Linked DNA regions of Homo sapiens: region 1 is linked to region 2. Evidence: chromatin loops called from intact Hi-C (ENCODE). Cell type or tissue: HCT116. All regions are shown on one strand. Each heading gives the region's core, and the rest is flanking DNA. Links, peaks and the distances in the headings are about the cores only.

Region 1 (16,593 bases), core at 4,544-12,543, 1.0 Mb before region 2:
TGACCCTGACACCCATCAAGCTCAGCAAATTACCTAGGCTGTACTGCCACAAAGCTTCACAGACAGCCCCCCTTACTTCAGTCAAGCCCAAATTTCTTCCTCATCTGTTACCTATCTCGGCATAATTCTCATAAAAACACATGTGCTCTCCCTGCCAATCGTGTCCGACTGATCTCTCAAACCCCGGTACCTTCTACAAAACAACAACTCCTTTCCTTCCTAGGCATGGTTAGCATGGTCAGAATTCTTACACAAGAGCCAGGAAAACACCCTGTAGCCTTTCTGTCCAAACAACTTGACCTTACTGTTTTAGCCTAGCCCTCATGTCTGCGTGCAGCAGCTGCCACTGCTTTAATACATTTAGAGGCCCTCAAAATCACAAACTATGTTCAACTCACTCTCTACAGTTCTCATAACTTCCAAAATCTATTTTCTTCCTCATACCTGACGCATATAATTTCTGCTTCCCAGCTCCTTCAGCTATACTCACTCTTTGTTGAGTCTCCCACAATTACCACTGTTCCTGGCCCGGACTTCAATCCGGCCTCCCACATTATTCCGGATACCACACCTGACCCTCATGACTGCATCTCTCTGATCCACCTGACGTTCACCCCCTTTCCCCACATTTCCTTCTTCCCTGTTTCTCACCCTGATCACACTTGGTTTATTGATGGAAGTTCCACCAGGACTAATCGCCACTCACCAGAAAAAGCAGGCTATGCTATAGTATCTTCCACATCTATCATTGAGGTTACCACTCTGCCCCCCTCCACTACCTCTCAGCAAGCCGAACTAGTTGCCTTAAGCCCTCACTCTTGCAAAAGGACTACGTGTCAATATCTATACTGATTCTAAATATGCCTTTCATATTCTGCACCACCATGTGGTCATATGGGCTGAAAGAGGTTTTCTCACTACACAAGGGGTCCTCCATCATTAATGCCTTTTTAATAAAAACTCTACGCAAGGCCACTTTACTTCCAAAGGAAGCTGGGGTCATTCACTGCAAGGGGCATCAAAAGACATCAGATCCCATTGCTCTAGGCAATGTTTATGCTGATAAGGTGGCTAGACAAGCAGCTAGCTCTCCAACTTCTGTCCCTCACAGCCAGTTTTTCTCCTTCACATCGGTCACTCCCACCTACTCCCCTGCTGAAACTTCCACCTATCAATCTCTTCCCACACAAGGCAAATGGTTCTTAGACCAAGGAAAATATCTCCTTCCAGCCTCACAGTCCCATTCTATTCTGTCGTCATTTCATAACCTCTTCCATGTAGGTTACAAGCCGCTAGCCCGTCTCTTAGAACGTCTCATTTCCTTTCCGTCATGGAAATCTATCCTCAAGGAGATCACTTCTCAGTGTTCCATCTGCTATTCTACTACCCCTCATGGATTGTTCAGGCCTCCTCCCTTTCCTACTCATCAAGCTCTGGGATTTGCCCCTGCCCAGGACTGGCAAATTGACTTTACTCACATGCCTTGAGTCAGAAAACTAAAATATATCTTAGTCTGGGTAGACATTTTCACTGGATGGGTAGAGGCCTTTCCTACAGGGTCTGAGAAGGCCAACACAGTCATTTCTTCCCTTCTGTCAGACATAATTCCTCAGTTTAGCCTTCCCACCTCTATACAGTCTGATAACGGACCAACCTTTATTAGTCAAATCAGCCAGGCATCTTTTCAGGCTCTTAGTATTCAGTGACAGACTAACGGTCTATTAAAAACATGCCTCACCAAGCTCAGCCACCAACTTAAAAAGGACTGGACAATACTTTTACCACTTTCGCTTCTCAGAATTCAGGCCTGTCCTTGGGATGCTACAAGGTACAGCCCATTTAAGCTCCTGTATAGACACTCCTTTTTATTAGGCCCCAGTCTCATTCCAGACACCAGACCAACTTAGACTGTGCCCCAAAAAGTTGTCATCCCTACTATCTTCTGTCTAGTCATACTCCTATTCACCGTTCTCAACTACTCATACATGACCTGCTCTTGTTTACACTGCCAGTTTACACTGTTTCTCCAAGCCATCACAGCTGGTATTTCCTGGTGCTATCCCCAAACTGCCACTCTAAACTCATGAAGTAAATAAATAATCTTTGCTGGCAGGACTATGCTGAATCTCCTTAGGCACTCTCTAATCAGATGTCCTGGGTCCTCCCAATTCTTAGACCTTTTATACCTGTTTTTCTCCTTCTCTTATTCCGTTGAGTTTTTCAATTCATACAAAACCGTATCCAGGCCATCATCAATAATTCTACACAAATGTTTCTTCTAACAACCCCACAATATCACCCCTTACCACAAAATCTTCCTTCAGCTTAATCTCTCCCACTCTAGGTTCCCACACCACCCCTAATCCCACTGGAAGCAGCCCTGAGAAACATCACCCATTCTCTCTCTCCATACCACCCCCCAAAAATTTTCGCTGCCCCAACACTTCAACACTATTTTATTTTATTTTTCTTATTAATATAAGAAGGCAGGAATGTCAGGCCTCTGAGCTCAAGCCAAGTCATCACATCCCCTGTGACTTGCACGTATATATGTCCAGATGGCCTGAAGTAACTGAAGAATCACAAAAGAAGTGAATATGCCCTGCCCCACCTTAACTGATGACATTTCACCACAAAAGAAGTGTAAATGGCCAGTCCTTGACTTAAGTGATGACATTACCCTGTGAAAGTCCTTTCTGTGGCTCATCCTGGCTCAAAAACCACCCCCACTGAGCACCTTGCGACCCCCACTCCTGCCCGCCAGAGAACAAACCCCCTTTGACTGTAATTTTCCTTTACCTACCCAAATCTTATAAAATGGCCCCACCCTTATCTCCCTTCACTGACTCTCTTTTCCCACTCAGCCCACCTGCACCCAGGTGAAATAAACAGCCATGTTGCTCACACAAAGCCTGTTTGGTGGTCTCTTCACAGGGACACGCATGAAAGGCCCCTTTCCGGTAACAAAGGTGCTATCAAGAAACAGAGAGGGGTTGGTTGATGCTTCTTAACCTTGTTAATATCAAATTTTCTGCATCTGAGTAGTGCTTTGAAAACCCCGGTAAGGTGTAAGACATGGGAACTTTTGTGCCTATTGGAAACCAGAATATGCCACACCAAGGTATACAGGATGATTGAGCCAAAGGCAATGAAGGAGGAGATGCAGGAAAGCACTCTGCCCTCCATGTGCCTAAAAGCAGGATATAAATGTGCAAAGGCAAAGGGTTTCCATGCCCTCACCTACCAGAGAGAAGAAATGTTAACCCTTTAAGACAACATTAGCCGGTGGAGATGGTAGCAGTGGAATCTACATTAACCAGCTTTCCTAACTTGCCGTTAATTGCCCTTAGTTTACCTTTCCACAAGTTGCTATTCTGCACATTCAAAGTTCCTTTCCTTTGTTTTGTCGCTTCTCTAAAATTTTCCTTTACTTTGTTAACGATGCTATATAAGCTGTAATTCAAATTCACCTCTATGAGAATTACTCATTCCCTGGTATCTCCCATGTATATATAAAATATACATGTTAATAAAAAAATATGAACAATTTCTTGTCAAAATTGGAGGGCATATATTATTTAGTTTAAGGATGTAATATAAAACTATAGCAATCAAGATAAAGTGGTATCGGCATGAGGATAAACAAATGAATTGATTGAACAGAATAAAGAGTCCTGAAGTGGATCTACAATTGATTTTTGACCAATTTGTTGAGGTACAATAGTCAGCAGTCTCTGAATTGAAGATGTAGAGCTGTGGCTCTGGGGATTTCAAAGCAGAAAAAGTTCACAGGAAAGAGTTCTATAAAAGAGAAAACTGCACATGGAAATAACTTGGGAAATTTGTAAAGTCTACTCTTTAGGAATCTGTAAATAGTTTTAATTAATGAATGTGTATAATTAATGTGTATTTTAATTAATTAATGTATATAATTAATGTATGTAATTAATGAATGTGTATAAGAAACCTAAACAAGGGTAGCAAAAGAACCACACAAAATAATTAGGGCAAATTATACTTAAAGTTCACAAAGGGCAGAAAATAATACCTGTTTACAATAGCTGAAGTGGAAAATCTTTTTATTCCAGTGATCAGTTAGAGCTGGCTTTGGCAACTTTGGCCTGTTAGTCAAATCTGACCTATGATCTATTTTGGGATAGAATTTGAGATAAATAATTTGTACATATTAAACAGAGGTAAAAAGCAAACATACACACATAGAAACAAATAAATATGTTACAGAAATCATATATGACTTACCAAGCATAAACTGTGCACTATTATATATAAATACAATTATACATGTTTCTTTTACAGAAAAATATTTGCTGGTCTGTTAGCTAGAGTATGATAAGGGTCTTTCTCAGCAGTGAGGGAAATTAATACTAGATCAATGTTTCCTCTTGAAAAAATAAAAATTAAAGCCATGAAAGCAGGACTCAAAAATAACAAGTTATTTTCAAATAGCGTAACTGTGTTCTGAAAGAAATCTCAAGAAGAAATAATATCCAACATCTACAAATATAAAATTCACAATGTCCAGCATCCAAAAAAAGTTACTAGATATGTAAAGAAGCAGCAAAATACTACCCAAGTGAAAAGAAAAGTAAATCAATAGAAACTGACCTAAAAATGAAATAAATGATAAAAATCATTTAAATAGCATTGAAAACATATATATATATGTTAAAGAAATTAAAGTATGAAGATCCTAAGTCGAGAAGTCACACACACACACACACACACACACACGCACACACACACACACACACATACACACAGTCTCCTAGAGATGAAAACTGCAATGTCAGAGAAAAAATACACTGGATGAAATTTATGGTAGATTAGACACTTCAGAAGAAAATATTAGTGAAATTAAAACTTAGCAATATGAAGCTTACAAAATAGAATACAGACAGGAAAAACTTTTTAAAAATCGAGACAACAATGAACTGTGAGACAACTTTAACTGAACAACTAGATGTGTGAATGGTGTTCCTGAAGACCGAAGACAAAAATTATTTGAAGAAATAAAATAAGAGCTGAAAATTATCCAAATTGAGTGAAACTATAAAGCCACAGATAAAACCAGCTTAATAAACTGCAAGAGCAAGAAACATGATGAGAACCACTAAGGTCATTAAGGTCATATTGCTTAAACCCAGTAACAGAAAACCTTAGAAGCAATAAGAGGAAAAAAAGCAAATATAAGGGTGACAAGTGGCTTTTTTTTTTTCAGAAACAATGCTAGTATACCCAGCATTATTAAGTAAGTTAACTAGCATAATATACCTTGGTATAATTCTTATCTTTCAGTAGCATAAAACAGTGGAGCCACGTCTTTAAAATAATGAAAGAAAATATCTGTCAACTTGGAATTTTTTGCCCAGTAAAAATATTTTTCTAAAAAAAGAGGGATAATGCATTTTTCAGACAAAAGGATATATGCACCAAAAGAAATGTTAAATGGTCTTCTAGAAAAAGAAAAATAAGGGGAGGAAAACTGGATCTACAAAAGGGATAAAAGAGTGTTAGAATTGGCAACTACATGGGTTAACAAAAAGACATTATTTTTTAACATCTTCAAATAATAATTGACTATTTAAAGCAAAACTAATAAGAACGTTTTCTTGAGGAATATAACATGAAAAGTAAAATACATGACATCAATAACACAAAGCTCTGGAGAGGAGAGATTGAAGTAAGCTACTCTGAGGTCATTATACCATACATGAAGTAGCATGATATCACTTGAAGAGAGAGTATATTAAGCTAAAGATATATACAATAGATGCAAAACAACCACTAATATAAAACAACAAAATTATAGTTAATAAGCAAACAAGAGAGTTGAAATGAACTAAAAAGGATTGCTCAATTAATCCCAAAACATCAGAAGAAAAATAACAAAGAAAGAAATATCATACGCAATAAGAAGAAAACAAATAATAAGAGGGTAGATGTAAATTCAAACATATTGATAATCATAATTAATGTAACTTCCAAATTATCCAATTGAAAGGAAAATATTGTTAGATTGAATAAAAAATAAACAATATTTTCTACATTCAAGAAACTCACTTTATAGTTAGGTACTATAATCTGTCAGCCATCAAAGAACAAAAGAAAGATACACTATGCTAACACCAGAAGAAAGTTCAAATGGCAACATTAATATCAGAAAAAAAAATAGATTTCAGATCAAATAATCATACCAGGGATATAGGAGTTTATTTCATGAAAATAAGGGTTTCAATTCATCAAGATCATGTAGCAATTTTAAACATTTATATACCCATTAACAAAGTTTTAAAGTATATTTAGCAAGTTTTTACAGAACTTCAAACATAAATAGGCAAATTTTCAATTATAGTCAAAAATTAGTAAGGGTATAGAAAACTTGAACATTACCATCAATGAATTTTGTCTAATTAACATTTATAAAACACTTCAACTGACAAGAACAGAACACATTATTTTTAAGTGTACATGGAATATTTACCAAGATTGACCATGCATTAAACCATACAAACTGTCTTATTAAATTAAATAGCCTTTAAGTAAAACAAAATATATCCTCTGTCCACAATGGAATTGAGTTGGATATCAATAACATTTTATTTCAGTGTATTCAAGAATTTAAATATATTTAAATAATAGAAAAATACTACATTCTAAACAATTTATGAGCCTAAGAAAAAAATCAAAAGAGAAATAAACATATTTTAAACTAAATGAAAATAGAAACCTAACATTTCAATATTTGTTTAGTGCAATTACATCCAATCACAGGAGAAAATTTGTAACACAAAATGCTTTTTTAGAAAAAAAAAATCAATAACTTCAGTTTCTCGTTTCCTTTGGTAATCTAGAGAGTGGTCTATTGATCTTGTTTATCTATTCAAACAGCCAACTCCTTGTTTCACTGATTCTTTGTTTGAATTTTTTGGTTTCAATTTTATTCTGCTCTAATTTTGATTATTTCTTTTCTTCTGGTAGCTTTAGGTTAGGTTTTCGTGTTTCTTTAGTTCTCAAATTATGATGTCGGATCTTTATTTTGAGATTTTTCTAACTTTTTGATGTAGGCATTTAGTACTATAAACTTTCCTCTTAATGCCGCTTTTGCTACATCCCAGAGATTTTGGTATGTTGTGTCTCTATTTTCACTTATTTTAAAGATTTTTTTTTGCCTTAATTTTGTTGTTTAACTGGAATTCATTGAGGGGCAAGTTGTTTAATTTCCATGTTATTTTGTGGTCTTTAGAGATCTACTTCGTAGTGATTTCTATTTTTATTCTACAGTGGTCTGAAGGTATTGTTGGTATGATTTTGATTTTTTTAATTTATTAAGAGTTGCTAAATGACCAAGCATGTGGTTGGTTTTGGAGTATGTTCCGTGTGCAGATGAGAGGATGTATATTCTGTGACTGTTGGGTGAATTATTCTGTAGATGTCTACTCAGTCCAACTGGTCAAGTGTTGAATTTAAGTACAGAATTTCTTAGTTAGCTTTCTGCCTTGCTGATCTTTCTAGTGCTGTCAGTGGGTTGATGAAGTTTCCCAAGATTATTTTGTGGCAGTCTAAGTCTTTTTTAGGTCTAGAGGTAATTTTTTTTATAGATCGAGGTGTTCTAATATTGGTTGCATGTATATTTAGGATAGTTAAATCTTCTTGTTGAATTTAATTCTTTATCATTATGTAATGACTTCCTTTGTCACTTTTTACTGTTGTTGGTTTAAAGTCTGTTTTATCTGATATGAGAATAGTGACTTTTCCTCTTTTTTGTGTTCTATTTGTGTGACAGATTTTTATCCAACACTTTACTTTGAGCCTATTGGTGTTGTTACATGTGAGATAGCACTCCTGGAGCCAGCAGAAAGGTGGGTCTTCTTTGTTCATCCTACTTGGCCCTCTGTGCCTTTTAAGTGGGGTGTTTAGACCATTAGCGTTCAAGGTTAATATTGATACATGAGATTTTGATCCTATCATGGAATTGTTTGCTTTGTAGTTTCTATTGTGTAGTTGCTTTATAGGGTTTGTGAACTACATGCTTTAGTGTGTTTCTTGTGGTAGTAAGTATCTTTTTTTTTTTTAATTTCTATGTTTATAACTCCCTTAAGTATCTCTCATAAAATTTATCTAGTGGTAATGAATTCCCTTAGCACTTGTTTGTCTGGAAAATATTTTATTTATCTTTCACTTATAAAGCTTAGTTTGGTGAGATATGAAATTCTTGGTTTGAATTTCTTTTCTTTCAGAATGCTGAAAATAGGCACCCAGTCTCTTCTGGTTTCTAAGATTTTGGCTGAAAAATCCACTCTTAGCCTCATGTGGTTCCCTTTGTACATAATCTGACCTTTTTCTCTAGCTGCCTTTATTATGTTTTTTTTTTTAGCATTGGTCTCGAACAGTGTGGTGACTATTTGCCTTAGTGATGTTAGTTTTGTATAGCATCTTGCAGGTGTTGTCTAGATGTTTCTTGAATGTGGATGTCTAACTCTCTAGCAAGATTAGGAAAATTTTCTTAAATTACTCCCTCAAATATGTTTTCCCAGTTGTTGTTTTTTTTCTTATATTTTTCTCAGGAATGCAAGTAGTTCACAGGTTTCATTGCTTTACGTATTGAGAAATCCCATATTTCTCAAAACTGTTCATTTTTAAAAATTCTTTTTTATTTTTCTCTGAGTTGATCAGTTTGAAAGATCATTCTTCAAGCTCTGAAATTCTTTCTTCGCTTGGTCCAGTCCATTAATAAAGTTTTCAATTGTATTTTGAAATTCCATAAGTTTTTTTAATTCCAGAATCTCCAATTCATTTCTTTCTGAGATGATTATCTCTTCATTTATTTCCTTGATTGCTTGAAGAGTTTATTTGTGTTGATGTTCGACCTCATCTTGAATCTCATTGAGCTTGCTTGAAATCCATACTTTGAATTCTTTATCTGTCATTTCTGAGTTTCCATTTTGGTTAGGGACCATTGCTAGAGATCTAGTGTGATCCTTTGGTGGTATCACTACATTCAGATTTTTCATTTCGCAGAATTCTTGCTCTGGTTCCTTCTCATCTGCGATACTGGCACTTGTAATTTTTGTAAATTTTTCATGCAGGTAGGATATTTTTTTCTTTCTATCACCATGATATTATTTTCTTCTTCCTTCCCCTTTCTCTCCCCTCCGCCCCACCCCCTACCAGGTGGTGTGATTGCAGAGAATATTGTGTAGGGTCTTTTGGCTTTGCTTCTATAGCCCTATGCACTTCTGTCAGCAGGTTTATATTATGTGAAGTTCAACCTACAAGCCAGTAGAGGGCCCCGATGGGTCAGAGCTTGTGGTAGTCAGTGCTGCTGGGTAAATATTTCATCCTTGTTTACCTGGAGAATTTCTCTGTTACCTTAGGCAATGGATTGACTTATGGAGCACTCAGTGGTCTGAGCTCCCTCTTCAGCCCAGGGGGGAATGGGGCAAGATGGGCAGGTCTGGACCAGGCAGGTTCTCTTATAGACCCCTCAATAGCAGGCACAAGAACCAGCATTGAGGGAGAATCAACTGGGCAGCCACCAAGCGTTCAGAGGTGTGCCTGGGTATGGAGTTGAGAAAACTCACCCCAAATTTTCTGCACACAGATGGGGACAGCCTAAACACTTAATCCAGGAGAGTGAGTGCTCCAGATGCATGGAGATCTTCCTGATCATGAAGCAGAGAGGGCCTCCTTGCACTCAGATCTCTGCACAGGAAGGGCGAGGTGGCTCAGGCTGCTAAAACAGGCAAGCAGGTGCTCCGAATGCTTAAAGATTTATGTGGGCATGAAGCAGAGAGGATTCCCCTGCACCAGAGTATATGCATAGGAAGGGTAGGCTGACTCAGGCTTCTAGTCTGGGTAAGCAGGTGCTTTGAATGCCTGGAGATCTGCTTGGGTGTAGAGTAGAGAGATCCTCATTGCACTGTGATCTATGTCCAGGAAGGTTGAGGTGGCTTAGGCTGCTGATTCAGGTGAGTGAGTGTTCCAAATGCCTGGAGATTTGCCTGGACATGGAGTGGAGAGAGCTCTGCTGCACTAAAATCTATGCCCATGAAGGGTGAGGAGGCTCAGCTGAACCAGGTGAGCAAGTGCTCCAAGTGCCTAAACATGTGCTTGGACATGAAGCAGAGAGGGCCCCCTGCACAGGATCTCTGCACTGGGAAGGTAGGCCAACTCAGGCTGCTAGTCCATGTGAGCAGGTGCTCCAAATGCCTGGAGATCTGCCGACATGTGGAGCAGACACGTAGCGGGGTTGGAAGGGTGGGTTGGCTCAAGCTTCTGGTCCAGGCAAGTTAGTGCTCTAAATGCTTGGATTTCTACCTAGGGCAGAGTGAAGAGGGTCCTGCTACACCAGGATCTCAGGGAAACAGGCTAGGACACCCAACAATGACACATGAAGACTGATTCTAGGTCACCGAGCTGGCCCTGGCTGCAAGTCTTATTGTCCAGGAGAAACTACAACTGTAGCAACTCTCCTCCCACCACAGGCCTGTGACAGAAGACAGTATAATTCAAGTACCTACTTTTGAGATGCTTTCCACAGTACTGGCTGTGGAAACCCCTACTGTGCTCCAGAGCAGACACTTCAATCTCTGGCCTGAGATTAAAATGCCTGCACAGCTACACTGTTGAGGCACTAAGGAATGGCTGACTTTGTCCCTGGATTAAAAATAACATGCTGCTCTCAGTTTTATGTCAGGGAAAATGCCTGTAGCTTTTCCTGGTGTGTTTTTCTCACAGAATCTTTAAGTCTCCCTCCCAAGTTAGCTCCAGGGCTTGGAAGAAACAAAGTTCTTTCCCATAGCCTGGGTTGTTTAGATCCCCAGTGAAAAGGTGAGTCACAGTGCATGTCTCATGTCTTGAGGCCTCACTCACCTTTGTCAGGTGGATGCCATCACAGGGTTTATCTGTCTGCATTTTCCTCCCCAGAATCTGGGATATCCTTCCTTATTCCAGTGGATTCCCATTTTCCTTCCTGAATTAAAGCTCACAGAGTTGATCTTTATGCACTATCTCAATATTTCGAATTGGCAGAAGTATGCAAAAATCCTATAATCTGCCATCTTGAAAAAAACACAAATTCAAGAATCGTATTCTTGAATACAAAGACAAATACAATAATTTATATTTTTTTCAGATGAGAAACTCTACTTGATTATTTATTTATTTATTTATTTATTTATTTTACTTTAAGTTCCAGGATACATGTGCCATGGTGGCTTGCCATTGAGATTTTAATAGGAACTTCATGAAATTTATAGATCACTTTAGGCAGCACGGACAGTTTATCAATATTAAGTCTTCCCATTCATGAACACAAAATGTCTTTCCAGTTGTTTGTGTTTAGTGTAATTTCTTTCATCAGTGCTTTGTAGTTTTTAGTAAACAACCCTTTTCCTTGTTAAGTTTAAGTATTTTATTCCTTTTGCTATTGTAAATTACATTGTTTTTCTAATTTTTAAATAAAGTTTATTGTTACTGTATGGAAGCACAACTGATTTTTCCATGTTGATTTGTATCCTGCAAATTTACTGAATTTGTTGATTCGTTCTACCAGCTTTTTTTATGGAGTCATTAGGGTTTTCTACATAAGCAAATGTTATCTTCAAACAGGAACACTTTTCTTTCTTACTTTCTATTTTGAATGCTTACCTTTAATTACTTCTTATTCTAGCTTTAAGATGAGTCTTTCTACCTATAATCTGAACCATTCTGTTAATTTTATACTTGAATTACCTAATGGAAATCTTCTTGCCCTCATTTTTGAGTTCTTTTTTTTATCATCCACACTAGAACACATTCGAGACTGAGTGGTGCACTATTAATAGTGTCATATTAATAATATGACAAAACAATAGTCATAAACCTATTTATGGTTTATGGACTGCTTGACAAATTGAGATGCCACATTACTTATTTCCAGCTCTTGGAGGACATTCACAGTGGCATGCTTTGAACCCCTCTCCAAACACTCCCCAACACAGTAGCTGAAAGGCCATGCTATATATTCATTTTCTGACTATATATTCAAATGTTGGTGGTGAAACAATTATGAAAACAGAACCTTATTTAAACATTTTAGAAGGAAGGGAACATAAGAATGGACAAATAGCTAAATAAAGCTAAATTCCTAATCATGGTATTAAGTACCTAAGTCCTATATGATAATAGTGAGAGTTCTGATCTGTTTCTATTTGTAATTATCCAAGTTCAATATTGATTTCTGGTTCATTTGCCCTGTCTTTCTTGCTCCCATCAATTCAAAATATGTGCTCTTATAAGAGATTTTTGTTTATCTTTCTTTTTCATGAAGTTCCAATTATTGAGTTTCTAAATACACTCTGATTTCACATTAACATTTTATTTTTCTATAATATGAAAATAAAAAAGAAACAGAACCAGCTCCTCTTCACACATGTAGAGATACATCCACAGATAAAAAGATGCATTCTATTTCATGGATTTTCCAACCTCTTTCACCTGTATAAACTATATATTTCTCATTGCTTGATATTAAAATTAAGAAAAATTATCTTCTACAAATAATTAAGTTTGAGTCAAAATACCAAGTCAAAGTGAACAGAAGTTATGTGAGGTATTTCCAACTTATTAAATTTTAACAATAAAAATTAAAATTAGGTCATGGGAAAAGAAATTTATCTAAATTCATATGGTGCTTTTTTGAAAAAGCATGGATATGTCTATATTCTCAGTTTACTAACATTCAATATAACAGTGATTCTTGACGTGACTTCCTCGATTTTCCATTAGGAATATAAAAGGGAACTAAAAGGAAGTAAGGAAATGGAAAAAGAAGGAAGGAAGGAAGGAAGGAAGGAAGGAAGGAAGGAAAGAAGGAAAGAAAGACAGACAAACAGGAAGAGAAAGAAAGAAGGAAGGAAAGAAAAAGAAAAAGAAAAAGGGAGGGAGGGAAAGAAAGAAAAAGAAAGAGAGAAAAGAGAAAAAGAAAGGAGGGAGGGAGGGAAGGAAGGAAGGAAAAAGCAGAAAGAAGAGAAGAGAAAAGGGGAGAAGAAAAGGAGGAGAGGAGAGAACAAGAAAGAAAGGAAGAATGAGGAGGAGATGAGAGAGAAAGATTTAAAGTCAGAGTGACAACAAAGAAAGATTCAGAAGAGATGGCAATTTTTTGATTCATAATTATAGTTATGCCTTTTTTAGGAGATTGTAGCTGGCTACCATGATGAAGAATGGGACTTTCTCCTCCTTTTTTTTTTTTCTCAGATTGCGGTATTAAGCGTGGATTCTCTAAATGGTTCTGTTGCTGTATTTAGCGGCTGCTGCCACCCAGGCCTTGTCTGGCCACCCATGAAAGTCAATTTGCCACAACCTCTAAGCCTAGGGGCTTTTTTACAGGCCCATTATGACAACTGTAGTGGAAACCCAAGGAGTTCCAGTACACAGGCCTGCCATGACTAGGTTCACGGATGCTTTGACTTCTTCCGCTACTTCTGGACTTACATGAATTGCCTCCCCTCTGGGCATGGGATCTGCAGTCTCCAGCAGCTGACCAAATTATCTAACACATCCCGGAAGCATAAGAGATTTAGTGCTTCCTGGGGAAAGCTTTGTGCTATGTGAAGCAGAAGATGGGAAAGAATGTGTAAGTGCCTTTTGCCTCTCTCAACCTCCAGGGTGTTCTGATGTGCAGAGTTTCTACACATCTCATGTGACTGAGCAAACAGTAGTTTTCTTGTGAAGTGGAACCAACTCAGTAACTAACCAGTCTATTGCATTTTCTTCCAATACCTTTCCTCTCATTATTGTCTTTCTTACCTATAATTCCACCTCTCAATAAAACCGTGGCATATAAGCTTTGCCTTAAGCTGTTTTCCAAGGAAACTATCCTAAAACAGAGCATCTGTTATTCCATATTGCTAGAAGGAAAAGTTCACTTTTATATAGACTTTTATAGATTTCATAAATTTCTTTTATTCAATCAATCATATCAACTTATCATTTTTATCCTAAATGTATCTGAAATCCATCTCTGTTTCTGCACCCCTACTTACACTGCCTCAATGTGGACCATCATCATCTCTGTCCTGGAATATAGTACCAGGCTTCTATTTACTGTATAACCTCTTCGTGTATTAATTCTTTTTGAGTTATTCTATTTTCAGTGTTCCATCTGCAACATGAAAAGAACCTTAATGTTGTTGGACAATAATACTTTTCTCTCATTCTCCTAGATGCTTAGTTCCTACATTATCAGATCTTCTCACATAATCTTCTCCATGTGGACCATCATCATCTCTGTCCTGGAGTATAGTATCAAGCTTCTATTTAGTCTATAAACCTCTAGTCTAGTTCTCTGATTCATCCCCCATGCAACTGTCCAAGTGATTTTTCTAAAGCCTAAATTTGAACATGCTTTTATTTTGCTTTAAATCCTTTCAATAGCTCTCTGTTGATGATTAAGTAAAGTTTAGTGTTATGATAAGCACATTGGGCTCTGTGATCTATTTCTGATTCTCTGTGTCTTTGTATCTTTACTCATCCCTGCCCCGTCTGCCTAGGAAACTTTACCTGCCTTCTCTTACTCTAGTTAAATCTTACTCCTCCTTTAAGGCAGTAGTTCTTGACTTGTTGGGAGTCATGGGCCTTTTGCTTTTCAAATGAAACATATGAAGTCACTCTTTCAAGAGAAACGTACGCATATAAATATTGCACAACATTCTAAAGTAGAGTAGACTTTCACCCTGTCCCCAAATCTACTCATGTATATAGAAGTTCATCTTCTCTATATAATTACCCCTACATTGGGGTTCCACTCTCTTTACGCTGAGATCACTTTGAGAACTGATGTTGTGCTTACTTCATTTCTGATTCAGTAGTGCCTGTCACGTAAGTGGCATATATTTATTTGTTGAAAAAACAACCAACTGAATTAAGCTCAGTGGACAGGCTCAACAGTAGAATGTAAGACATAGAGGAAATAAATTGTTTAACAGGGTGTTAGAACAATTTAATTTACAAAATGTTTAAACAATAGAGAGAAATATTTAGTCCTAATATGAATATTTTAAGTGGCAGAAACCCAACAATAACAAATTTATTTTTCAAAATCGTTTGTATCATTGTGTTCAAAAGATTCAAGTAAACATATTGATAATACTCAGCTAGTTATTTTGAAATTAAAATTACTACCTTAGTTTATTACACTTCTCTATACAAAGAAAAAAATGAGACTGAAGAAAAAAATAATACAGAGGGCAGGAGGAAATCCTTGGAGGTGATGAATATGCTTAGAGCATAGATAATGGTGATGGCTTCATGGCTGTATACATCTCTCCAAATCATCAAAATGTATACATTAAATAGGAACAATTTTTTGTATGCCGATTGTACCTGAGTACGTTTTTTAAAAATAATGGCACCCTGATTTGGGGAAAGATTCAATGTTTAGGATTAATACCGAAGTAATTATTTTTCTGCCTTTAAATATAAACCAGAAACATTTAAATTAGGCTTCTCAGCTAAATCCTTAAAATAATACAATAGATTCAATGATCACCTGGGTTAACTTTTTCCTCTCAACATCATAAAGTAAGTATATCTAAAATAACATGTCACCTTTCTGCAAACTTGTATATAAACTCTGGTGCTATCATCTTATATTTACAGACATAAAATAAATGCTGAAATTCTTTGGACTGTGACTGTATCATTTTTTATTATCTATTAAATCACTCTCAATACACCATAATCACAACTTTGCAATTCTGCTTTCATTAAAAATCTCTAAAACATTTTTTCTGTCAATTTTTAAATAATAGGACAGCATGGCCTTAAGGATAAAATTGGAAAGCGATTATTAAATTGGACATGCCTGTCTGTAATGTGAAACGCTGTACTTCTCGGCTCTTCATTCAGAGAAGATCAAGCTCAACAATACATAGTACAAATACACTACCTATGAAATGATTATAATAAAATGATAATGTGTAAAAGCACCTTATGAGTAAAAACTCATAAAAATCTTGTTATTGTTGTTTTAGACTTGCTGGTTCTATGATCATGTGAACCAACTCTAAAATCTCAATCTCTTTCTCGCTTTCTCTCTCATCCGTATATCCTATTGATTGTTTCTCTGGAGATTCCTGATTAATACACTGGCTGTTACTCATTCTTGTACTACTCAGATTATGATATCTTTGATTCCTAAAATGTCCTGATTTACAGTTTCTAAATTTCCCTCTCTTCCAGTGATTTTGTTTCACCTTTTTAGCCACTTAAAACAGGAAAATATCCTAGAGCTAGTTGTTACTAAAATGGCAACATCTCCATAATCTCAATTTTAAATATCCCACCCCCCAAGCACTTTCTGATTTCTTTGCAGCTTATTCCCTTTAGTACTTCTGTTCTAACAATCCTTCAACCTCAATAAGACCTATAAACTTTGGTTTACTCTCTTTCGTTTGTGAGTGTCCTCTGTTCTCTCCTTAAGAGTTAACAAAAGGTTAACAATGATAATAACAATAATACTTTCTTGTGATTACTCTTGAGTTTTAAACACTATTTTGCATAAACAAGTCTTTTGGTCTTCTCAAACTGCCA
Region 2 (16,593 bases), core at 3,669-11,668:
GCCATTCCATACCTTATGTTAAAAGCAAAATAAACATATTCCCAAGAAAGAATGAGGCAAAGGTGTACCTGTATTTTAGGAATTGTTAGGAAACAAAATCAATACCAAACCTTTACACTTAAACTCCTCCTTTTGGTGCTACAGTAAATGGTATTTTAGAAAATTTTCAATATTCAATCTTTCATTATTAGCACATAGATATAAAATTGATTTTTTACATATTGATTTTGTATACTCCAACCTTACCAAGCTCATTTATTGGTTCTAGTGCTTTTCTGTTGTCTGACAGACTTACAGCAGTCTACTCCCATTTTCTCTCTCCCATTTTTGTTGTACATTTAATATTTATGTATATTACAAACTCACAATCTATTGCTACTACCTTTGTTTTAGACAATCGGTATTATATGCTTTGGATGTTTGTTCCCTCCAAATCTCATGTTGAAATGTGATCCCCAAAATTAGAGATGGGCCTGGTGGGAGGTGTTTGAGTCATAGGGGGGCATCCCTCATGAATATCTTGGCGCTGTCCTCACAGCAGTGATTAAGTTCTGATTCTATTAGTTCACGCAAGAGTTGATTGTTTAAAAGTGATGGTTGTTTCACCTCTTGCTCTCTCTTGCTTGCTCCCACTTCGCCGTGTGACATGCCTGCTCCCCCTTTGCCGTCTGCCATGAGTGAAAGCTTCCTGAGACTTCACCAGAAGCTAAGCAGATGCCAGCACCATGCTTCCTCTATAGTCTACAGAATTGTGAGCCAAATAATCCTCTCTTATTTATAAATTACTCAGAGTCATGTATTATTTTATAGCAACACAAATAGACTAATACATTTATCTTTTAGTGTGATTAAAGATAAGAGAAAAATAAAATTGACATTTTCCTTTATTCCATTTCTAGCTTTTTATTTCCTTTTGTAGATGCCTGTTTCTCATTTATATCATATTTCTTCTTCCTGAAGACTTTTCTTTAACATGTATTGAGATGTAGGTCTATTGTCAGTGATTCTTCTCAATGTTTGATTACTTGAGAGAGTCTTTATTTTCTCTTTATTCTTGAAATATGTGTGTGTTGAGTAGAGAATAGTAATTTCAGTTTTATTTTTTGTTTTTGTTCCTTTTTTCACTTGTTTCTTTAAGCGTGTTAATAGTTCAGGAATTAAGTGGTGGCAATGACAGTGGCACTGCTCATTATCACCCCATTCACCGACAAGCAAAATGTTTGCTTCCTGTTTTTATGACTTTATGATCTATTGGCCTAAGAGTAGGCTTCAGGAGGAGTGCTTTTACTGAGAGACACACAATGATTTGATTGAATTGGAGGTTAAAACTTCCACCTGACCACTTTGGGATCCTCATGCCTCTGAATCAACAGGCAAAGAAGTGAGTTATGGTGTTGACTGGAGCGATTGATCTTAACTACCAAACATTAATTAAACTATTACTCCACAATGAAGGTAAGGAAGAATATGCCTGAATACAGGATATCCTTTAAGATGTGTCTTAATGTTACCATTCCCTGTGATTAAAGTCAAGGAAAAACTACAGTAGCCAGGCAGGACTACTAAAGGCCCAGACCCTTCAGGCATGAAGGTTTGTGCCACCTTGCCAGGTAAAGAACCATGACAGCTGAGGGGCTTGCAAAAGGCAAGGGGAATACAAAATGGCTGATACAAGAGGCAATTAGTGCATTTTCAGTTCTATGCAGGATAGTTGTATCCAGTTAGGTCAAATTATGACCATGTTATTATTTATATTTGAAAATTAAGTATGGTTTAAGGAGATGCATATAGGTGCCAAAATGACATGAGATGAACTTGTGATGGTTAATGTATAGTGTCAACATGACTGGGCTAAGGGATGCCCAGGTAGCTGACCACACATTATTTTGGGGTATATCTGTGAAGGTATTTCTGGTAGATATTAGCATTTGAATTGGTACACTGACTATAGAAAATTACCCTTATCAATGTGAATGGGCATCATCCAATTCACTGAGGGCCCAAACAGAACAAGAGGTGGAGAAAGGGCAAATTTGCTTGAGCTGGGAGATTCATCTTCTCCCGCCCTCAGACATCATCTCTCCTGATTCTTGGGCCTCTAGGCTTGGCCTAGAAATATACCACTGTCTTTAATGCCCCCAGCTTGCAGAGGGCAGATAGTGGGAGTTTTTAACCTTATACCCAAGAGGCCAATCCCTCAGAATACATCTTTTTCCATTTATCTACACATATATCCTACTAGTTCTGTTTCTCTGAAGAACCCTGGTTAATACAAGTAGAGGATATTGGTTTGGCAGTTTTGCTATTTTTTTTTTCTTTCATCACCTTAAAAATGTCACTCCCTCTTGTTCTGGTTTGGATAATTTCTGATCAAAAGTCCACCTTATTTCTTCCATTTGTTCACCTGTATGTAATGAATATATTTTTGTCTGGCCACAATGAAGTCTTTCTCTTTGTCTTCCATTTAAGGCGGTTTTAATATAATATGACTCTCTCTTTCTCTCCCTCTCTCTCTCTGTCTCTGTGTGTGTGTGTGTGTGTGTGTGTGTGTGTGTGTGTGTGTATTTGTGCTTGTTTTTGACATTCTGTTTGATATTTTCTGAGTTTCTTAATAGGAGTCTGTCATTAATTTAGGGGAAAAGTTGACACTACTTTTTCAAATATTTCACTACCCCGTTCTGTCTGTCGTCTTTTAGCATTCCAAACTACACAGATGTTAGACCTGTCTCTCTGTTCTTAGATACTCTGTTTTTTTCTTTTTTTCCTCCTATTTTTTTCTTTCTTGTTTTGATGAAATTTTGTTCTTAAGACAGTCACTCTGTCTCTGTGTTTTGTGGGCAAGTTAAGGTTTACACCAAGACTTATTTCTTCTATCTTAATTTTCCCCAGAAACCATATGTTTTCACAAATATTCTAAGAGTACCAGCATTGGTTGCTCTTCCACAAGTGATTTAAGGTTTTTCTTCCATATGAGAGACAGTAGGAAGTATCCAGGCAGGGTTCCTTGTGTTTTTGTTCGGTGGCTTCTGTCCCATCCTTCCAGGCCTGGGCAACCAGGTATGTTTCTCAATGCTTTCACCTTGCTCCCAATCTTTATAGGAGCACACATTATGTCCATGTGAATGAGCCCATAAGTGGATGCTAATACCCTTTGTGCCTGTGCCTCCCAGTGATTCCATATTTTCTTACTAGACATGGCCTTTGGCAATATGTTAATATTTTAAGCTGAATTATTTTAACCAGGGGCCAATGTTATCTGCTTCAGATAAATAAGTGCTCAGATAATTCATAGCTCTGTGACCTCAACCCTCTTACAGATTTAAGAAAACTTGTGAATTTTCAGACAGTTTATAGGATTTGTAGCTCTGAGAGTAGAAGTGATACTATTTTTGGCTTTCCATATTATAATCATAAGCCAAAATTCATATGAAAAATCATGTGTATTTTCATGAAAATGAGACAGTGATCAACATTACCAAAATGAAAAGAAAACATATTTTGGCACTAAAGCTAAAAGGTATTGGAATCTGCATATTGGACTTTTCTACTTAATCAGTATAGATGGTGGGATGGGTAAGTTTATGTGTTAACTTGACTAGCCTAAGGGATGTCCAGATAGATGGTAAAAAATATTTTTAGATGTGTCCATGAGAGTGTTTTTAGAAAAGATTAACATTTAACTGATAGACTGAGTAGAGAAGATCACACTCACCAATGTGTTTGAGCATCATCCAATCTGTTGAGGACCTGAAAAAGCATAAAACAGCAGAGGAAGGGCAAATTCTCTTTCTCTCTCTGTTTTGAGCTAGGACATCCAACTTTTTCTGCCCTCAGACATCAGAATTCTTCGTTCTCAGACTTTTAGACTCTGAGATTGACACCACTGTGCTTTCCAAGCCCCCAGGACTAGCATTTGGCCCTGGGCTCAGATACCACTGCCCTCTCCAACCCCCAGGACTGGCCTTTGGCCCTAGGCTGAGAATTACACTGTTGGCTCCTCTGGTTCTTAGGCCTTAGGACTCAGACTGAATTACACAATCGCTTTCCCGGTTATCCTACTTGTAGATAGCATATTGTGGGACTTCTCCTCCTTCACAATCACATGAGCCAGTTCTAATAATAAATCTTATCTGATATATCTGTCCATATATTATTGGTTCTGTTTCTCTGGAGAACCCAGGCTAATACAGATGGCAATATGTAATTATGTGATAAATAACATTTTGACATCAGCTTGGATTCTTAAAATATTTTATTTTCCACTTAATAAAATTCAGTTACCTTTTTGGCTTGCTTTCATTTTGCTTAATAATTGCTATTTCATATGTTATTGTTATTCTTAAATTAAAATTATTATTTTTAGTCTTGGTCATTTCTCACTCAAGTTTCAATTGCAGAAGTTATGCCTGTGGCCACCTTTCTCAAATTAATACAGTAATTGTCACTGAGATATTTTCCTTCCTTCTTAGGGATCTATATTTGATTGGTCTACATATTCTAGATCTTACATACTTTAGCTTTAGTGCCAAAATATATTTTATTTTCATTTTGGTAATGTTCATTACTGTCTCATTTTCATGACAATTCACATGAGATTGTCAAATTTAAACTGGCATTCTGTGTCATAACAAAGTTCAGATTTTAAACAAAATTCATTTTGATTATATAGTCTCTTCCCAACTTGACTTTTAGCATAACAGAATCAAGAATAACATTTAGATGTCAGTACGTTTAAATAATATTATAAACGATCTTAAGTTCTTTAATTGACAGAATAAAGCGAATAACAAAATTATACCTATAATGAGATATTGTTTTTTAAAAAACTTGGAGTTGAAAATATTATCTATTTAGTTATTTTATAAAATTCCTTAAAATTCCTAATAATTACTATTAGGTGATCTACATGTATTATGTTGTCAGTGAGCTGAGGACAATGACTTCCATTCTATACAAGGCCTATCCTAAACTAATCTAATGCTTAGTACTATAAGACACCTGAAATTTAATATTCATTAAAATTTCAATATATTTAAAACTATTTAACATATTTTTTCTATTTTTTGTATTCTTAACACACTTTGTGCCATAGGTAATAAATATACTTCATACTTGTGAATATATAACAAAATGCTACTTGATTCATTATTTATGGATTCATTGATCATAAGTTATAGTGTCACTTTAAAAAATATGTATATATACACACACACTGTGGGTTTTTTTGTTTTGATGATCAGAGCTCACTGCAGCCTCAAACTCCCGGGCTCAAAGGATCCTCCCATTTCAGCATCCCAAGTAGCTAGGACTATAGGCACATGCCACCACATGCCTGGCTAACGGTTTTATTTTTTGTAGAAACAGGATCTCACTATGTTGTCTAGGCTGGTCTTGAACTCCTGACTTCAAGTGGTCTTTCTGCTATGTTGAGGTCATGTTAAATGCTTCTGTTGTTATATACTATTTATTATTTCTGATTATGGTTTGTGTTTATCATATTAATTGATCTCTTTATCAGTGGAGCTATAGCTTCAATAAATTTAATAATTTTATATCAATGCATAATTCCAGTGTGCCTATGTATTACCCAAGATTTTGTCTTGCCTTAAACTTTTTTTGAAACTTTTACTTTTGATATAATTTTACACTTGCAATTTGGAGGAATATACAAAGAACTTTATATTCTTCCTCATATTTATCTACTGTTGCCATTTTTCTTATTTATTACTTCCTCACTCAGATTCTTTTACTCCATATACATACATAGTTTAATTTCTTGTTTTTGCTAAATAATTTGTGAGTAATTTGACATTGTAACACTTTATTTAAGTACTTCCATTACTAACTAATCATCAACTTATATTCAAATATTGTTCATTGTTTTAATAATATTCTCCATAGCTTTTAAAATTTCTGGTCCATGATTTAAACCAGAAATATATATTACAGTTACTCATCAAGAGTTTTAACATGGGAGGTCATGGTGGCTCACGACTGTTTTCCCAGCACTTTGGGAAGCCAAGGTGGGTGGATCACCTGAGGTCAAGGATTTGAGACATGCCTGGCCAACATGGAAAAACCCTGTCTCTACTAAAAATACCAAAAAAAAAAAAAAATTAGCCAGGTGGGCTGACATGTGCCTGTAATCCCAGCTACTTGGGAGACTGAGGCACAAGAATGCTTGAGCCCTGGAGGCCGAGGTTGCCGTGAGCCGAGATCGCCCACTGCACTCCAACCTGGGCAAAAGAGTGAGGCTCCGTCTCAAAAAAAAAAAAAAAAAAAAGCGTCTTAATGTTTTCTTTATTTAGAAATGGTTTCTCAGCCCCTATTTGACATTCATGATCTTTATAGTTTTGAGGAGCTCACGCAAGGTAGTGTTTTAATGTTGCAATATTTATTATTATATGTTTTTGTATTAATAATGTTTCTTTCAGATTTTAAATATTTTATAAGCCTTTAGAAAGCACCTAGACATCAGATATTATGCCAGTAATGTTAAATGTATTTAAAACAAAAATCCTAGGGAAAATACCAAGCTTATTTATTCATTAGGTAAACAAATCCTTAACACATGACTATATCACTTTAATTTTCATAAAAAGTTTTATTCTCCTGTTTTAAGTATAATTGTCTTAAGTGTTTCTTCTACCTACATTGAGCACTACATCAGATGATGTAATAATTTTTGCTTCAACCATCAAATGTGATATAAAAAAAACTCATGAGATGAAGGATATTTTGTTGTTCTTTCATTTTTTAACCCATCTTATTCTTTTCTTTTCTGAAGTTCCAAGCCTTCTTCTATCATTTCCTCTCTGTTAAGAGAAATCTTTCACCTATTCTTCAAGACAAGCTACGTTAAAGTAAGTTAACGCAGGAACAGAAAACCAAATATGGCAAGTTTTCACTTGTATGTGAGAGCTAAATAATGAGAACACAAGGACCCATAGAGGGGAACAACACACACTGGGGCCTATCAAAGGATGGAGGGTAGGGGGAGGGAAAGGGAGAAGGGAGCGGATCAGGAAAAATAACTAATGGGTACCAGGCTTACCATGAATGATGAAATAATCTGTACAACAAACCCCCATGAGACAAGTTTACCTATGCAACAAACTTGCACATGTACCCCTGAACTTAAAAGCTTTAAAAAAAGTTCCAATGAAGACCAGATCTGAAGAATCCCTGAGAAGGCAAAGCCAATTAGGTCACGCAAGTGACTTTAACCTTGCTTGATTTGCAAGTTATTTCTTGTAAATACCTATATTAAAGAAAAACAGAACTTAAGCTTAAACAATCTGAAGCAGCCAACAAACATAATTAGACAACAAGGGATTTTCCAACAGCATAGGCCAAATAAGACAACTGTATAACCGTAACTAATCAAATAGTTTCTTTTCTTGACTTGTATGTTCATCCTATAAAAGCCTTCCCTTTGCATTTCCTCAGTGGAGCTCCCAAACTTTTGGTTTGGAGGTTTCCAGTTCATGAGTTATTGTTTACTCACATAAACTTTAAAACATTACTATGCCTCAGTTTCCCTTTTAACAGTTTGCTAGCAACAAACTGTTTTCCTTTAAGCCTATCTGTTTCCCTTTAGTTATTGATAGATTTCACCTGATACAGAGTTTATGGTTGGCTTGTCTTTTCTTTCAGTAATTGAAAATGTTATACCACTTCAATCTGGCTCAGCTTCCAGTTAGGCCTGGCAGACACTAGGGACAGGGAAAGGAGAAGCTGACAGTGCCAATCAGTTCCGCCTTCTACGTTGTTCCCTCCTGGATGCCGTATAGGTGTGGAGACTCTGTTTCCTTCTGATTCTAATGATAGGAACGGGTGCTGGGAGTGAAGTAGAGTGGTAACTAACCCTGCTTTGCCTCCCTCATTAAGTCTCATGGCTGTTGAGTGGCGGTGGGGCTTCAGCTGGCTCCTGGACTCGGTTCACACCATCTTGGGGGAAGAATTAGAGCGCCACCTGCTGCCCCTTTTGTCTGTAGGATGGAAAATTGGCTCACTGCAAAGTCCAGCCAGCACCAGACATTGGTGTGATTGGAACGCTGCCTCCTGTTTTCACAGTCCAGGAGCAGGTTTGAAGACGAATTCCTTGCTAGGCCTTGCTGAAACCACTGAGGGCATCAGGGGAGGGGCAGATGCAGGGGTGGGGTGCCATTTTACTGTTGGTGTTTGGTTGGAGTATGGTGAGTTTACTGCCCAAAACGTTTACTATTGTGAAGCCACATTTTTCCTGGTCCTTAAAATAGGGCAAACTAAAGATTTCATGCCCATTGATGGTTCAGGACAACCAAGCTTCTCCAGAGACCTGTCTGGGACAAGGAAGCATTTGAATACAGTCTGTGTTGTATGAGTGGCAGTGGGGTAGGGAAAAGGTCAGACAGGAGAAGAGCAGTTTGGTTTTCACCACAAAAAGCTTGTTGTCCACAGAGCAGTGGTGATGTTATGGTGTGGAAGTGTGGATGGGTAAACTACAAATTCAATACAAATGAGAAGGCAGAATGGAGATAAACATATTTGTCTCTTTCTCTGAGAGTTTTATGAGGTAAACACTGTATTATGTTTTTTTTTCAAAATCATTTCCTTTCATTATGTATAAATGTTCGCCTAAATATGAGACCATTAGAACACATTTGGCATCTTAGAAGGAATGGGAAAGATAGATAATATAAAATGAGCTACTAGGCAATACATTTAAGTGGTTTGTTTTTTACAAAACTGTCCCAAAAAGGAGACAAGGTGTCTGACAGCTAGTCTTTTAAGTGTCTTTCTCTACAAAACATATCTGAACATCCAAATATGGAAGAGAGGAAATTGGGTACCTCAAAATGACTCTTTTAAGAGCTTTTCTCTGGCTCCCAAAGAGATTTGTTTGTTTTCAGAAGATTTATTCTGTTATTATCACATCTGAAATGTGCTAGAAAGAAAGACTTTTGTTAGCTCAGAACAATAGTAAATCAGCTATCCTAAGTGCATTTCTGTCTTAAAGGTTTATTTTGTTTTGTTATAATTGAGATGAGTCAAGGAGACAATGGTATGGAAACACTTTTGATTCTGCATTGGGACAAAGGTCAGTAACTCAAGGCCCCAGTGTCCTTGGAGTAAAAACATTTTATAAATATCTATTGGTGGGAAATGCTGCTCTAGTGAGGATTACAGCACACCTCTAAGAGCCTGGTGGCTACCAAAATGTTAGAAAGAGCAAGTGTCTTAGGAAATACATTTTGTATTCTATTTTTTGAGTACACTGGACAAGCTAAATATAGAGTAGAAATTGCTGTTTAGCTGAGATAATCTGCTTAATGCATTCTGAGAGAGTTCGAATTTTTTTTTTTTTTTAACAGAATGACTGCCAACTTTTATTCTGCATTAGATGGAGTTTTTGTCAGGCACTCATCCACCTCACACAGTTATAAAGTATCAGGCTCTCAGGTTAATTTTTACCATTCCAAATATTTGTACAGAAAATCGTTATTGTAGATGAGCAGATTTCGACTCCCAACAGTATGACTTATGATTACATTGTGTTTGGTAAAATGCGTAACCTTACTTAGGCCCAGTTTTAAAAAATCTCATTTATAATTGTTACATCATTATTATGTATATTTATGAGGCACAATGTAATGTTTTACACATATGTAAATTGTGTAATTATCAAATCAAGGTAAGTAGTATATCCATCGCCTTAAATATTTATCATTTCTTTGTTGTGAGGACACTCAAAAACCTCTCTTCAGGCTATTTTGAAACATACGTTTTTATTAACTCTAGTCATCCTACCATGCAATACTAGAAATTATTCCCCCAACTAGCTCTTTAGCTGTTGACCATGTCCCTCTCCTCTCCCCATCTTCTTGTAACCACCATTCTACTCTACTTCTACAAGAACAACATTTTAGATTTGACATATAAGTGAGATCATGTAGAATTTATCTTTCAGTGGCCTATTTCAGTCAGCATAATGTTCTCCAGGTCCCTCTATATTGCTGAAAATCGCAGAATTTTTATTCTCTTTTATGGCAGAATAGTATTCCATTGTCTATATATACTACATTTTCTTTATCCATTCGTCCATTGATGAACATCTAATTTAACCATACATTGGCTACTGTGAATAGTGCTGCAATAAACAGGAGCGCAGACATCTCTTCAACATACTGATTTCATTTCCTTTGGATATACTCAGTAGTAGGATTGCTGGATCATATGATAGTTCTATCTTTAATGTTTTGAAGAATTTCCACACTGTTTTCCACAATGGCTGTACTAATTTACATTCCCAACAGTAGTATATAAGGACTGACTTTTCTCCACATTCTCACCATCATTTGTTATCTTTTAATTTTTTTATTGTAGCCATTCAGACTTGATGAAAGTGATATCTCATTGTAGTTTGATTTGCATTTTACAGTATTTTTGTCTACATTTTCTTTTGTTGCCCGTGCTTTTGAAGTTTTATCCAAAAAATCCTCACCTAGACTGATGTCATGGAGCTTTTGCCATATGCTTTCTTCCAGTGGTTATGTTGTTTGGGGTATTTACATCCTTAATCAACTTTGAGTTAATTTTGGTATATAGTGAGACATGAGAATCTAGTTTCATTCTTCTGCATGTGGATATCAAGTTTTCCAGCACCATATATTGAAGAGGATATCTTTTATCCATTATGTGTACTGGTACCTTTGTCAAAAATAAGTTGGCAGTAGATGTGTGGGTTTATTTCTGGGATTTCTATTCTATTTCATTGGTATATGTGTCTGTTTTAATGATAGTTCCATGCCTTTTTTCTTAATATGATTGTATTATGTTTTGACGTCAGGTAGTATAATCCCTCAAGTTTTATTGGTTTTGCTCAAGATTCCTTTGCATATATAGGGTCTTTTGTGATTCCATATAAATTTTAGTTTTTTTTTATATTTATGTGAAGAATGTCATTGATATTTTGATAGACATTGTATTGAATCTGTAAATTACTTTGGGTAGCATGAATATCTTAAATTTATTCTTAAAAATCTATAAACATATCTTTTCATTTTTGTGTCTTTTTTAATTTTTTCATTAATATTTTATAGTTTTCACTGTAAAAGTCTTTCACCTCTTTGTTATATTTATTCCTAGATATTTCATTTTTTGTAGCTCTTGTAAAAGGGACTGCTTTCTTGATTTTTTTCAGATAATTTGCTCTTGGCATTTAGAAATACTAGTGATTTTTGTTTCTCAATTTTTTATCCTTCAACTTTACTGAATGGGTTTCTTAGTTCTAATAAATTTTTGGTGGAGTCTTTGGGGTTTTCTGTATATAATATTAGGTCATCTGCAAACAGCAGTAACTTGACTTCCTCCTTTCTAATTTGGATGCCCTTTGTTCCTTTCTCTTGCCTGATTTTTCTGGCTAGGTTAGTCTTGTTTTAAAAAATCCACATAATAAAGGTAATATTGCCTATTCAACAGGGTACGTTTAATATAATGTTTACCTTTGAGATAAAATATAGTGTGTTCTCTATGAACAACACATATTGTTATATCTTTACTGTCATGAATGTCTAGGTGCCACAAGTATTTTGGAAATGAAAGACATATTATAGAAATTACATAACACAAATTCAGGAGATGCTGAGAAGTTTAAAGGCTGGAAGAGATACGTTAGAGAATCAGAGAAAAATAACTTTTCACCTGCAACTGTGGAATGGGTGAACAAGTCATCATTTACAGAAAATCCAATACGCCAATCTGGCTGGTGAAACAGACTACAAAATAAAAGCTCATGAAGCGATCTATGACAAATGGCCATTTCACCTACAAAACTACCGTCTTTATGGACCTCAACTGAGTAACTCAGAGACTGCTGTTAGTCAGCCAAGCTGGTAGTTGTTGAGACACGCTGGATGTGGAACAAAGGAGAAAGGGACAAGCTGAGACTCACTTCTGTCTATCACAAGGTCTGACCATGACAACTTTTCAAGAATAATGTCCTCTACTTTTCCTAAAACTTTCATATTTCACAGAACTTTCTCTTTTGGCCAACTCTAACTAGAATTCATTCACAAAAAGTGATTCAGGGAAATGTAATTATTTGCCTTACACATTATCCAAATATCTAGACAAAATTCAAATGTATAAACTGAGGATGATTAGGTAAAGAGAAAGAGGAATGAAATATTACATTATAAAAAATATCTGCTTCCTGACTTTGATCTATCCTATTTTCTATGTTTAATTGAGAACAGTTGGTATTTTCTACCTGATACTGTGTCCGGAATTTATTCCTTCCTGTGGGTTCTTGGTTTCGCTGACTTCAAGTATGAAACCCCAGACCCTCATGGTGAGTGTTACAGCTCTTAAAGATGGTGTGTCTGGAGTTTGTTCCTTCAGATGTTCAGATGTGTTTGGAGTTTCTTCCTTCTGGTGGGTTCCTGGTCTTGCTGACTTCAGGAGTGAAGCCATGGACCTTCACAGCGAGTGTTACAGCTTTTAAAGGTGGCACGTCCGGAGTTGTTTGTTCCTCCCAGTGGGTTCGTGGCCTTGCTGACTTCAGGAATGAAGCTGCAGGCCCTCACAGTGAGTGTTACAGCTCATAAAGGTAGTGTGGACCCAAAGAGTGAGCAGCAGGATTTACTAAGAAGTGTGAAAGAACAAAGCTTCCACCCTGTGGAAGGAGACCCAGGAGGTTGCCACTGCTGGCTCGGAGGCTAGCTTTTATGCCCTTATTTGGCCCTGCCCACATCCTGCTGATTGGTCCATTTTACAGAGCGCTGATTGGTCCATTTTACAGAGTGCTGATTGGTCCGTTTTTACAGAGTGCTGATTGGTGCATTTACAAACCTTTAGCTAAACACAGAGCACTGATTGGTGTGTTTACAATACTTTAGCTAGACAGAAAAGCTCCAAGTCCCCACACGACCCAGAAGCCCAGCTGACTTCATCTCTCAATATGAATCTTATTTATACCTATGTCATTCTTGATTTATTAAATTATAAACTTTGTCAAGGTAGAATACTTATCATTGCATTTAGCACGTTGGTTCCCACATAATAAGAACTCAGTAGCTATTTCTGAATTAGACATATAATCGTTATTAAGATTTAATTTTATCATTTTCAGGGTTTACATTTATCATCAAGCTTGATTAAAAGCATTACCTTTGAAGATAGGATTTAATCAGTGAATGAGAATTATTTGTGATCAGTATTTTGATGTTATAGGAACACATGATTCTAAAGTGATGGATTATACTTTAAAAAATTTACTATTTTAAGTTGTTTAAATATCTGCAATAAAATTGAAAATCTTTTAAGGTACTAATATTTCAATGATTTTGCCAAGGTGACAGTTTCTTTGTAAAAATCTTAAAATTCATAAAGTTGAGTCACATCAAAAATAATGAATTAGTAATCCAGACATTATCTTAGCATATAATTTACTTTGAAATACCTATTCAGTGAGAATAAATTTATAAAACAGGGAGTTTCTGCATAATACAGTAAATATTTTCTTCTAAACCTAGAAAAACTATATGATATGCAAATACGATGATACAATGAGAATTGACCTGAGTCAACTCTTCTCTGGTGTTATTTAAAGACAAAAACAAAAGCACCGGAAACCTATTAGAGAGGCTGACATAATATGAAACCATAGCCATAATTTAGTATACATGTATATGTCTAAGAGACTAATATATTTTAAATAAATCTGTAGTAAAAATATTTCCAGTTCAGAGGAATGGAAATGGTGACCCTAGATATAGAATCAAATTGGGAATATTCCAAAGAATGTACGATGATATACTGTACAATTTCACCCTAAGGCAGTGTTTTTCAGTACTGTTTTAAAAAGGAGCAGCAAATTTTAAAAAATGAATTATTCAGTTCTCAAAGATTTTCTGTGAATTCAGTTTCATTAAATACATTGGTAAGTGATAAACAGAAGAAAATTAGCCATATATGTATATTAACATTATTATGTCATATTTTTTATCATCTTGTGTGGTTCTTTTTTCCTACTATGTATTAGAAGAAAATGAACAGAATATGTCAAATGTCAATACTAAACCAAAGTGTTATGTTTTTCAAACAAAATTGGCATTTTGTTACAATAATGCAACAAAACTTTCTATGCATTTATAAATATGTTCCCCATTTTACTGAAATAAATTCTTAAATATCTAATGGATTTCTTCTTAGAGAAGTTAAATATTCATTTCTTTAAAATATGCAGCCTGCTGCTTAATAAATAGAGGTTTTATAACTGTGCTTTTGTTTATATATTTAAACGTATAATGTAAAATTTGTTATATATATATATAAAACGTGTGTGTGTGTGTGTGTGTGTGTGTGTGTGTGTGTGTGTAAAACAAATGTTGCATCTTATTCCGTGTTAAAACCAAGGGAGTCTTTAGGGATAAAGAGTTTAATCACATGAGGGAATTAAACTCTTTAGAGCTCTAGGGGACTATTGATTTAGATTGTGTTTTCATCTCTTTAAAAGACACCAATATGTCCTTACCAAAGATTATTTGTTGTCTGCTTTGATAAATATATGACCAGATTGGAGCTGAAACCTAAACTACCAGGGATCAATCACACATTGCATCATTCATCCTAAGCCATGCATTTGAAATTATCGTGTCCTTTTTTTTGACAAACAAGACTAAAAAAGACAAAAAAGACAAAAGCAGTGTTAAAATTCTCAATGTGTTTTCTAAGCCACAGAAGTTCTTATATTTTCCTAAATTTGCCACATCTCCAGACTCTTCTTGCCAAAATTATTTGTGTATGTATGTTTGTATGTATCTGTCTTTCTATTATCTTTCACTTGTCATCTATTTATCATTTGTAGATATTCATATAATAAAGGAATCTTTATTTTGTGGAATTATTTATTTGATATAAGGTTAATACTTTTTTTTAGGCAAAATTGTGTTATTATTTAAAAATAGTTAGAATTCTTTTTTTGTGAGACATATGTGTCACAAAAGCTTTGGACTATTTTCCAGTCTTTCCTTTTTCAACTATCTATTTAAGAATCACTTAATTCAACATTCAACAAATATTTTCAAGTGCATATCATATTTGAAACAAAGGGGATATTATATTGACCAGATGTTGATATGCTTCTTGCCCTATAAAGTTTATACTTTCATAGAAATGACAAATATCAAATATCAAACATTTAAGTATTATTACAATTTGGGATTCTACAGAAAAAGCTAAACACTTCTATAGGAAGTAGTGAAATATATGTAAGAATTTCTTGGTTTGAATGAAGAAAATATCATAGGTTTGGTTTTAGTTTTGATTTTGGACATGAATTTGAGTAAATTTTGAGACACTTAAAAGTAGAGAACAATTAGGAAGTGCAACATACATGCCTGAAACTCCAACACCCAAAGATAAATTTATGAATTTGAGAGTTATCTACATATAGATTAGAATTAAAGTTGTGAATGTGGGTGATACTGCCAACAGTAACAATGCAGAGTGAGAAAATAAAAGGTTAGAAGATGGAGGGACAAGTAACCCCAGTATTTTTTTAGTCCAGTAGAAGAGATTGAAATGTAAAAGAGTTTACAGATTAATGGTTTTAGGGGTGAAAAGTAAAATGCAGAATATTGCACCTGGAATTTCACACCCTTGGGACTGTGTTAGGATAAAGTTAAGTTTAAAATAGATCCAGAGCCTTTACCTAAGGTTTTTCTAATTCAGGTAATGTCAAATTAAACAGAACCAGAAGCAGCAATGAATGACAGAACTTATGGTTATAAATTAGCTAGAAGAGGTAATGAACTATGTAGAATGGTCTTTACATATGGAGATCATTTCATAAAGACAAAACAGGTTGGCACAGAATACACATTTTTAGAATCATAAATTTTGGATCAAAGAAAATATTTGAATAACCATGCTATTATGTGTGTTCACAGCCCTTAAAAAAGGTTTAGCCCTTAACCTCCATAAAAATATATGAATTCACACTTCAAATATAACATTCAAGGAAAGTACATATATGCTTATTTTTAAATGTAATGCAATCACTTCCATAGTACCTCATTTGAAACTCATTGCCGTTAACAACCCTAGCAAACAACTGAAGCAGGAAATAGAAATTTAATCTTCTGATATTTCTTTGTATATTTTTTCTCTGAAAACTGCATATTCTCTTACATTTACAATTGCTTGGTTCTATCATGTACATGAAAGGAAATGGTCTGTTTTTAAAGCAGTGGGGTTTTTTCATATTTTTCATTTTTGTTGGAAGATATGTTGCTGGTAAAATGAGAAAGCAGACAAACGTTGTGTGTCCCTTATAGAAGGCATCCCTTAAAGGGCTATTTGAGGGTGAATGAATTAATGGTAATTATTTTAATTTAGAATATCTCAGAGTCTTGATTATCAAATGATGTTGGTTCAATAGAAGTGCAATAAATTAGGTATGATTTTTTTCTATTGTTTAGTGTTTGGATTACAAATGTAAAAAAATTCTAATCACCATGATCAAATGTCTATGCTAACTGATTTAGATTTCACAGACAATAATTTTAATGATACTTTTTGAAAAAAATTCTCAAGAATATAGAACAG

Evidence for each region. A loop is a pair of places that touch in the nucleus more often than their neighbours do. Peaks named below come from ENCODE experiments on the same cell type or tissue, not always from the same donor. Only the 100,000 strongest peaks of a DNase experiment are listed, where the experiment ranks them.
Region 1: it touches region 2 in a loop (2.6-fold over the local background); 5 of 110 quality-filtered maps call a loop at or near these places.

The regions. Positions count from the first base shown.
Region 1 is chr6:102,105,266-102,121,858 of GRCh38, forward strand. No RefSeq gene overlaps it. Among named protein-coding and RNA genes, the nearest start is that of GRIK2, 720 kb to the left of the region's middle. RefSeq lists enhancers at 1,783-2,677, 2,678-3,571. In HCT116, for the core only: a CTCF peak has its summit at 9,318 (motif pointing right); a DNase peak (open chromatin) is centred at 9,296.
Region 2 is chr6:103,115,231-103,131,823 of GRCh38, forward strand. No RefSeq gene overlaps it. Among named protein-coding and RNA genes, the nearest start is that of GRIK2, 1.7 Mb to the left of the region's middle. In HCT116, for the core only: a CTCF peak has its summit at 7,980 (motif pointing left); a DNase peak (open chromatin) is centred at 7,971.